Linked DNA regions of Mus musculus: region 2 is linked to region 1. Evidence: chromatin loops called from intact Hi-C (ENCODE). Cell type or tissue: heart. All regions are shown on one strand.

Evidence for each region. A loop is a pair of places that touch in the nucleus more often than their neighbours do. Peaks named below come from ENCODE experiments on the same cell type or tissue, not always from the same donor. Only the 100,000 strongest peaks of a DNase experiment are listed, where the experiment ranks them.
Region 2: a loop joins it to region 1, with 2.4 times the contacts of the local background. A loop is called at or near these places in 5 of 42 quality-filtered maps.

What each region holds. Positions count from the first base shown.
Region 1 is chr1:39,329,302-39,334,301 of GRCm38, forward strand. Npas2 (neuronal PAS domain protein 2) reads left to right here. Exons shown (of 21, transcript NM_008719.2): 12 at 1,636-1,720; 13 at 4,509-4,650. Among named protein-coding and RNA genes, the nearest start is that of Rpl31, 36 kb to the right of the region's middle. In heart, no CTCF peak of the experiment used is centred here; a DNase peak (open chromatin) is centred at 2,050; H3K27ac peaks cover 308 bases; H3K27me3 peaks cover 500 bases.
Region 2 is chr1:39,277,541-39,282,540 of GRCm38, forward strand. The region is part of intron 2 of Npas2 (neuronal PAS domain protein 2); the gene reads left to right. It also overlaps the pseudogene Gm17904. Among named protein-coding and RNA genes, the nearest start is that of Npas2, 86 kb to the left of the region's middle. In heart, no CTCF peak of the experiment used is centred here; a DNase peak (open chromatin) is centred at 3,031; H3K27ac peaks cover 850 bases; H3K27me3 peaks cover 1,340 bases.

The DNA of each region.
Region 1 (5,000 bases):
AATAGCCCATCCTTCTATCAAGTAGATTTTACATCCATATATGGCTAATCACTGATGGAAAGTATTTTAAATTAAATTCATATTAAAGATAGACAAGCATTTTTTTCTTCTCACTCTTTGTAAAGAGCATAGTATAGCAGCTATGTGCAAAGCATTTACATTGTATTGCACTGTGTGTTAAAAGGAAACTACCTGTGTGTGAAGTTTGCAAGAGGGTGATTGCAATGCTACCCCGTTTTATATTAGGGACTTGAGCTTCTATAGAGGGATAATATGTATTTGTATGTGTATGTATATATGCATATATGCCTATATATGTATGTATATGTGTATGTGTGTATATGTATATATGTATATTATGTATATGTGTGTATGCTTATATATGTATGTATATGTATATATGTATGTATATGTGTATGTGTGTATATGTATATTATGTATATGTGTATATGTGTGTATGCTTATATATGTATGTATATGTGTGTATGTGTGTATATGTATATGTTACATATACATATATGTGTAACACATATGAAGATTGGCACACGTCTCTGCATATATAAATGTGCATTAGTAGGAGGAGAATAGGGAAGCACTGGCCTTTCTCAGCCATTGACTACATCTCATTTTATCACAACATGCACTCATGCTCAGACTCCTTCTTTGGTTCCCAGCCCATCCTCTTGGGTTTTCTCAGTCAGTGGCTCGTGGCCTGTGGCCTTGTGGCTAGTAGTCGTTCATTGCCTCTCAGACTGTGTCTTTTCCAGTGGGCTGCTCAGTCTCTCAGAGAGGATGCATGACACCCTTGCTCTCTCCTTCCTCCCGCATCGTAGGAAGAAGCTAGGTCTGGGAGAGCATGAGGACTGAGCCGAGGAGATAAACCAGGGCTCAGACACTCCAGGCTCTCATCCCAGGCTCCTCCTAATCCTGCGACTGCACCATAGAGTTATCTACAGTAGACAAAGTGGGTCCCTAGACTCAGCAGTGGCCTGGGACTGTCTAGGTCTTGGTTTGTTTCTTTGTATATACATAATGAACATGTTTGAAGCACAGGTTTCTGTTTTGTTTTGTTTTGTTTTTTTGGTTTGGTGGGGGTTTTTTGGGTTGTTTTTGTTTTTGTTTTGTTTTTGTTTTGTTTTTGTTTTTGTTTTTGTTTTTCGAGACAGGGTTTCTCTTTATAGCCCTGGCTGTCCTGGAACTCATTTTGTAGACCAGGCTAGCCTTGAACTCAGAAATCTGCCTTCCTCTGCCTCCTGAGTGCTGGAATTAAAGGCGTGCACCACCACGCCTGGCCTGAAGCACACTTTTTAATTCTTTACAAGCAGAAGCTTAGCAACAAACAAAAGTATATCTTAAAAGCTAACGTATCTGTAGATTTCAGGTAATAAAGGGATAGAGAACAGAGGGGAGAGAAATAAACCCAGGCCAGAACTGAAAATAGCTGGTACATAATATTAAAATCTTTGCAAGGCAATTAGGCAGGAATGAGACTCGGTCCTCTGAGCAGGTCACAGATGGGCTTCCTTGGGCCACACATTCTATGAGTAGGTTTTATATAGAAAGCTCCATGTGTCCCCATGGGCATTGCCTTCCTGGAATGTCCAGGCTTCACAGTGGTTTCTCTTTTCTGAGCAGTTACGCAGATGTTCGAGTGGAAAGGAGACAGGAGCTGGCTCTGGAAGACCCACCCACAGAGGCCATGCACCCCTCTGCAGTGAAGGTGAGTTCATCCCTGCTAGAGGGAAGGGCTAAGCAGTGGCACCTCCCATGGGTGGTGCCATCTATCCCATTCTGATAGATACCAGGCTAGCAAGGATGGATTCATCTGGACTAAGCCCTCGCTGGAGACCCATAGCTCTCCCGATAGCTTGTGGGTGTTTGCTCATTTGCCTTCCAGGATGGTCCCGTGAGGTAGATGCTGTGTGCTCTCTCCCTTCCCTCCGATGAGCATGGAAGCATGGGTACTCAAGGACAGGCTTGTAAAAAGCTGGCTCAAAAACAGCCTCTGGACTCAAGGAATGGCTTGGCAACTTCCCAGCCTTCCAATGATGGCTATAAAAAGCCACAGATAAAGTGCCAGAGAGCAATTCCATCACCCACTAGAGTGTGGAACAATCCAAGGCCTACATCCCTCTCTTAGACTAAGCTTTATTGTATTGCTTCCAATTATTAGCCTGTGCCCCCTGCACTCCCCAGCTTTGATCTTGCTTTATGGTACTAGGAGTGCAATCCATGTGAAGCTACCGCCCCATCCCTCCCTGTAGTTTCTGACTAGGTGTCACAAGATTTTAGTTAGTAGCCACCTTAGCATCAGCTTTGTCAGGAATGCCGATGTAAAAAGGATCCTTCAGTCCACCAATCCCACCACCTCCTTCCTTTCTCTACCCTGAGTTCTCTGGTCCCATCTGTCCAGACTTTTCCTCACACAGTGCCAAGAAACTATGAAGGCCAGAGCCTTGGGTCTCAAAGGTCATTTATACAACAAGTAGAAACATTATAAGATTAAAAAAAAAGAAGAAGAAGAAAAGAAAGAAAGCTAAGAATGTCCTATGCTAAGAAATTATCAGCTAGATGAGCCTGCGTTCTTTCAAGAAAGCAAGTGCTGCCAGTCAATCTATGAAATAAGGATTTCTTTTCATCAATTGTGGATAAACCCTTTTTTGGGGGATATGTTGAAAGCTGGGTGAATGCTTGGCAGCAGAGTCGTTCAAGTTCTAGGGTGTCCAGAAACTTAGATTCCGGAATCTGACCAGAGGCTTTGCAGCAGCCTGCCAGCCTATCTGTGATCAATAGAAACATCTGTCATCCCTTGTGGATGAAATTGGGAGGAAGGAAAAATCACCCTCAAGGATCAGAGAGCCCTGTCTACAGAGGCTCACCTGATCTCTGTAAGTGTTCCCCACCCATCCTTACCTGAATGGCTGCCATCACTTAGTGAAATGTCTGCTTCCCACATCACACTCTGTCACAGTGTCGGGTCAGAGAATGGAATTCAGCTAGCGTTAGACAGGTGTTAGACACACCATACATCAACCACAGAGTAATATAATATGTACCCATCAGCGAAACAGAAATGTGTCTCTCTCTCGGGTTTCTGTGTGAAAAGGTAACACCTCCTTTTGAAGTGAAACCTCTATGATGTTGCCTCTCACTCTGTGGTGATCTTGTCTGAGGGACATTTAATGCTCCACTGACTGACATGTCTGTGAAATGCAGATTCCATTGTTGGCTGTGATATTCCATGCTAGCAGTGCCTGTGAATGAATGCCCCTCCGTGTGCATGCTCACTCCTGGGGCCAATTCTCTTGGCTGATCAGGAATATGTGATTCACTGTGGTATGGTGCAGTGACCCTTGGACCAGCCTTATCTAAGGAGATTGTCACTAAGCAAATGACATTTCCCACCACACATACAGGTGCATCCTGCCATCCTGTTTGACAGAAAAGATTGTAGGTCACATATCAGTCATGCCGGTCCTCTTTATGGGGGGCACGCACACACACACAGACATACACATGCATGCACATACATGTATACACACATACACACGTGCATATTCACACTCACATACACACACATGTATACACACTCACACACATACACATATTTACACTCACATAGATGTGCGCACGTGTGCATGCATACACACACACACACACAAACATACACATCATGGTAGCAACCGATCTAAAGTCAGAACAACACATGGACTCACATATGTGAAACTGAATACCCAAGTCAGTGGGTGGTCATTACACAATGGGTGCGGTAATTTCTCCCTTCTGGGTTGCCACAGGACTTAGGGGAATAAACACTGTGTTTTCTTCTTTGGCTTAAAAAAAAAATCATAACCTATTTGCATACACTATGACTCTTACGCCATAAAGGTTTGTAGCCTGTCCATCAAAGCTGCTTTCTCTCCCGTCATATCTTGTTTGGAGTAGACACGACCTGGAAGCCAGGACCAGATAAGAGTCAGATATCAAACAATGAGAGACCATAGCTTTTTACCCATGCAGAGAGCAAGTGTGCACGGCAGCAAAGGAAGAACCCTGTGATGGCCCAGTGCCCTGTATCTCATCGCCATGTTAACAAGCCATCACTAATGGTAGCCCTACTGCATTCTGATCTCTCATTTCAGAAAACTACAATACTTGTCAATGAGATAACTGTTTTAAGGAACAAATAAAATGTAAGGTCAGTGGAGGGAATATAAAAAAATCAAAATAAAAGAGAAAGAAGGTGCAAATAAAAGTGGTTTGTAAGACAAAGCCTCTTGGTGATGGTACAACACATGAGTATCTATCTACTGTACCCAAATGTATCTAGAAAGATTCCTAAGATGATAGAGCATTTCTCCCACTTTCTTCCAAATTCTTCTATGTACTAGAACTAAGGTCACATTTTCCACTCATTCATGGAATCTTAATGCTGAAGCTTATTTTTATTTGTGTGTCTGTTTGTCTATCTGCTCGCACGAGCTCATATGCACATGTGTGTGTTTCAGGAAAAGGACTCAAGCCTAGAGCCTCCACAGCCCTTTAATGCACTTGACATGGGCGCCTCAGGTCTTCCCAGCAGCCCTTCTCCATCAGCCTCCTCAAGGAGTTCCCACAAGTCCTCACACACAGCCATGTCAGAACCCACCTGTGAGTACCATTCCATGGACGGGTAAATATGGGGCCATCAGACCAGGGGCACAGAGTCACACAGAGTCCCAGACTGAGTTGGGTCAGGCCACCTTTACCCAGAATGCACAGGGTGTAAAACAAAACAAAACAAAAACACCATGACCAAAAAGTCAACTGTGGAGGAGGGGGTTTATTTCCTATTACAGTTGTAGTGTGTCATCCAGGGACATCATCAGGGCAGACACTCAAAGCAGCACCTGATGTGGAAGCTGTGGAGGAAGAGTGCTGCTGACTGGCTTGTTCCTTGTGGCTTGTTCAGCCTGCCATCCAGGACCACCAGCCCAGGGGTGGCCCCCACCTACATCACA
Region 2 (5,000 bases), 52 kb before region 1:
GTGTAGTTGTAGGGAGCAGAACAGAGCTTGCCAGATTGTAGGTGGGGGGGGTGGATGAGAGTTTGGGATCAAACCCTCCCATACTGACTATGTACCGAAGTATACAAAAAGGTCTCTTCTTAGATGTTACCTTTAAGATTGCAAGTTTAAAAGAATTCTAACAGCAGTGTTACCTTACTGTGGTGGTGCAAATAAAAATGGTCATCAGAGGCCCATTTATTTGGATGCTTAGTCACAAGGCAGTGGAACTCTTGAATGAGATTAGAAGGATTCAGAAGGGTGACCATGTTGGAGGAAGTGTGTCACTGGAGGTGGGCTTTGAGGTTTTTTAAAAAACAAACAAACAAACAAACAAACAAAACACTTACCTGTGTTGTTTAAGAGTTTCTCTCTTTCAGCACGTGGATCAGGACGTAGCTCTCAGCTATTGCTCTAGGATCACACCTGTCCCCATATTCCCCGCCATGATGATGATGGACTAAACTTCTGAAACTGTAAGCCAGCCCCAGTTAAACGCTTTCTTTTATAAGAGTTGCTGTGGCCATGGTGTCTCTTCGTGGCAATGGAACATTGACTAGGACACTTACCTAGACAGAGGAGACTGGACAGAGAGAGACTACTTCATCTAGAAACCCCTGAAACTCTCAGGTTTCAGACTGAGAGCCCCACGGCAGGTGTTAGGGTTGACACCAGAAAATAACAGAGACACTGGTGTGGTCTTTGCAGAGTGCCTCTGCAATCCTCCTCGCGTCATGCCGAATTTCTCCTGCCTTTTCCAGGTCTTCTCACCAGTTTCTACTCTAATACCCAGCACCTTGTCTCAGACTCATCCATACGTTCTGCCAAGATGGCTGGATCTCATTTTATGGCTTGGAGGATACCCAAAACTAGTTATACACATGGAAATAGCGGTACAAGGGACAGAGTCAGGTTTGGTCTGGATGGGATGAGGCCAGGCTGCTAAACTGTTACCTAAGCTCTCTGGTCCAGACATCCATCGAGCAAGCCCAAGTTGAAACCACAGATTCCTCCCTCCCTTTTGCAGAAATACTAGTATACCAGTCTGTAGTTCTTCTCATGCACTGAGCTTTATCTGGAATGTGGGCAGGTTCTTCTCTAAGGCCTTGGCCAGCAGTGTGGCACACCTCTGGCAGATGGGGCAGATTCTGGAACCCTGCCTCATATGACTTCATGCATTCTTCAAAGAAACCACGATGGGGAAACTCGGAGGCAGGAATACCGTAAGTCGCCATAAGGAAGCTGGAGCATGGCCTTCATGATGCCAGAGGCAGTGGTATCAGGCTCAGTGGAGATGGCTGGAGGTATGGGGCTCCAACCGGGCTAGATCACCATAGACTCTTCTTCCTTCGCCCTTCCTCTGTCTGTCAGGCGTCTGAAACTCCAGAGGTGGCTTTATCAACCAAACATCATCCATCACTGATTTTCTCCACCCAGTGGTTGTGGATATGTCATTAGACTTCACCTTCCATGGTCCCATACTCCCACCACCTCCGTGGCTCTGGCAAGGTCTGTATACCACTCTCTGGTCACACCCACCTCCACAGGTACCCTTTATGTTTCTGAACTCTTTTAAGCCTGCCTGGTCCTCTTCCCCTGAAGGCCCTTGGAGTTAAGGAGTAAAGACAGTGATGGTCTGCACTAAAGGAGTAGGCCAGGATACCGTCTTGACGGAAGGATTTTTAGGTTTGAGAGAGGGGTACCTCGGGTGGCTGGATCAGCCTGAAGGTACTGGCTCTGGGTTGGGGTATCCATGCAGAAGGCTTGGGAGCACAGCCAGGAGCCTTTGCTGGTTGTTGTGGGAGCTTGGATAGAATGGATTCTCCTCAGAACATTCTTAGTCACTGTCAGTAGAGGGGTGGCAGAATGCAGAGGTATCCACACAAGAGTTCTTTAGCGGGAGGTCTGGTGGTCATGTCAAAAGGGTATGAGCTTGGGAGTGGCTGCGCATGGCCTTCAGCACCTCCTGATGTTGGCAGATTTTCTCCAACAGCTGCTTCTGTTTCCTTCCCTGTTTGGGAGTCCTTTGGACTGTCTCCAAGGGGGGGTCCTCTCTTTCTGCTCAGAGGCCTCACCCTGGTCCTGCCTGGGATGGTGGTTCCTGGAGCAAACCCAGGTACCAGGGCAAACTTATCCATCAGAACTCAGCCAGAAGATGAGAGTCATCCACCCCAGACACAATCGCAATGAGCGGCGGTCAGGGTTTCCATAACCCTCTGGTATTTGCATTACAGCTCACCAGGTGGGTGCTGCTTCATTCCACTTAGCCAAGAAGTAGCCAGACTCATCCCAGAGCCTGATGACTTCATCCCATAATGCACCAGGTGCTACCCCATTGCCTGAAGCAGGTCACCAACTCTCCTTGGCATCAGCAAAAGCCTGCTTATGCTGTGTGTGACGCTCTGAGGCCAGATAAGGCACATCAGAGACCTCAACAACCTGCCATGTGCTATGCTGTTCTCCAGCTGTGAGCTCTCTTTCTTGTACATCTTGATGAAGTGACTACAGTTGGAGTAAATGTGCCTTCTAGGTCCTGATCTTCAATATGGACCCCTGAAACAAAATCAGTTCCTCTGGCTTTTAGGGGTTAATCACTTGGCCCCCTTGACTCTTCTCTTGATATTAGCTTTTCTGCACAGGGCAACAGCCACAACATCACCCTGGAGTTCTGTGTGAGGTCTCCCACTCATACAAACTTCTAATGCCTAGCTGGGTGCCTAGTGGCTTTTTCTTCATCAATCTGTGACAACATTTACATTGCTTTCTTCCATTCACATCTGTCTTGGTCTTGAGATGACCTAACAAGTACTTAAACAATGTAGACAAACGTAGTACTAGTCTAATGTAAAGACCACCCTGGTCTTTACATTATAACTGTGGGTGTGTCTGAGATCTGAAGACCTGTCTCAGGCCTGGCAATAGGCACGGGAGTGCTAGTCTGGCTTAGTGCCCTCTGTAAAGGTCTTGGCCATCTGGATATCTTTTGGATTGGAGGCTCCGTTCTGTGTTATCCATAAGCCTAAATTTAAAAATAATCAGCAGTGTTCTCTGGAACAGAAATCTCTTCGTCCTGTCAGCCAGCCCAGTGTTGCTGCCACACCGCTTGTGGCCCTGGAAGCCCTAGATTCTCGGGCTGTGGAATCAAAAGCTAATCGCTGCTATTTTCAGGAAGCCTCATGACTTCTTCCTCAGTGTATGAGACTGAATGTTTAAAGATGAACTTTGCCTCGGCGGCTAACGCCTCTGACGGGTTCCTGTGTCCGAACATTCCAGGTAGGCAATGGGACTGACTTCATCAATACCTTCTTCTTCATGGCTAATCTGAAATGGGGAGAAGCTGGGCATGGTGTTTCCCTTCTTGGTGAAGATGGTAAAAATCCTTCCCAGTATGCATTGAACCTGAATTTAAAGCCATTCCTGTACTGCCCAAGCTGGGTAGACTCAGGTGTACATTTGCCTGGATTCCCAAACACGGGCAACAACCAGGACATACTCAACTCTCCCATAAATATAAATCTGCCTTGGAGTCACATGTGAAACCTTGTTTACCTTTTCGCCTCTTCCTCATTGCGCGACAGGGTGATGATATTTCCTGTTTCGAAGTGCTACAGTCTGGGGAGCCCTTTTCTCTTTCATCTCAGAAGCTTAAGAGGACTCTTGCCTTGTTACCACAAAATGCCTGGCAGTAGAGTCTTTAAGAAAAGGGTCCTTTTGCTTATGCTCCCCGAAGTCTGAGGGCATGATGGTAACATTGGCTTCCAGTAAGGACTTTATGGTAGGGTGAGTGAGTGAGTTCACATGAAAGAGAAGGGGGAGGGGCGGGAAAGCAGAGGGGAGAGAGAGACAGAGAGATATGATGATGAGAGAGCAAGACATGAAACAAGAGTAAATTAAGAAAACAAACTTGCTTCCTAACAACCTACTTAGTCTTAATCTTTTCCCAGGGTGAAAAACTAATAGTCTCTTATTAGTCCCCACCTCCTCAGAGTGCCACCACCTCTCCAAACTATCATATCAAGGCTCTTGTTATTAAGTGTTCTCAATCCGGAGCTCAGGACGAGCGAAGCGTTCGTTGCCTTGGTTCCTCTGGCTCGTTGCCAAGGCAGGACCCAGCAGTTCTGAAGGGACCTTGAGCCTCTGACTGGAAACAGACCCCTTGCTATTTGTGTCTCCATTTCCATGTCTAAGGAGCCACAGTGTGACTGGCCACTGACTTTCAGGGCAGGGAAAGACCATCCTAACTGTTTGAAGGAGATCAGGGAAATGCTAGCTGAACACCAACACCAATCATATTGACCGCAGCAACGGAAAGGCTACTCCTTGAGGCCCTGGGGCTGGCGTCCGACTCTGTTCTCCATTTTCTATGCTGTCCTGTCTCTAAGGGGAAAAGACTTGTGAGACGCTGTTTTCTGTAGAGTGTGGGTTTCATTCCTGTGGTATGAATGAAAACTAAGCCATCAGCATTAGTCACACTTGACTCTGGGCTCCCAGAATACTGGGTATGTGGCTTCTTAGAAGATGATGCCACGTGACTTGGGGAAGCTACAGCAAGGGGCAGGAGTGATGTCTAAGCCAGCCTGCATTGCAGCTGTCCCACTGTGTAATGGTGATAAGTCACATGGTCTCTTTCAGTGCTTTGGCTTCTTCACCTGGAAAACATATAAGAATGGTACCTACCTCATAGGACCATTGAAAGGATGAGAAAAGCAACATGGCCGGGTGCCACTTACTGACAGAAACAGACTCCCAGAAATGAATTATATGGTGATTTCTGTCTCTGCAAGCATCATAGACTATACCATACAAACTCAGATGACATGTCCTACTGCACACCCAGGCTAGTGTTGGAGGGGGGGGGGCTGCCTGTCTGTGTATCTGTGTGTATGTGTGTATGTGTGTGTGTAGTATATTTCTGTGTGTGTCTGTGTGTATGAATGTGTTTGTGCATGTATCTGTGCATGTGTGTGTGTGTGTGTGTGTGT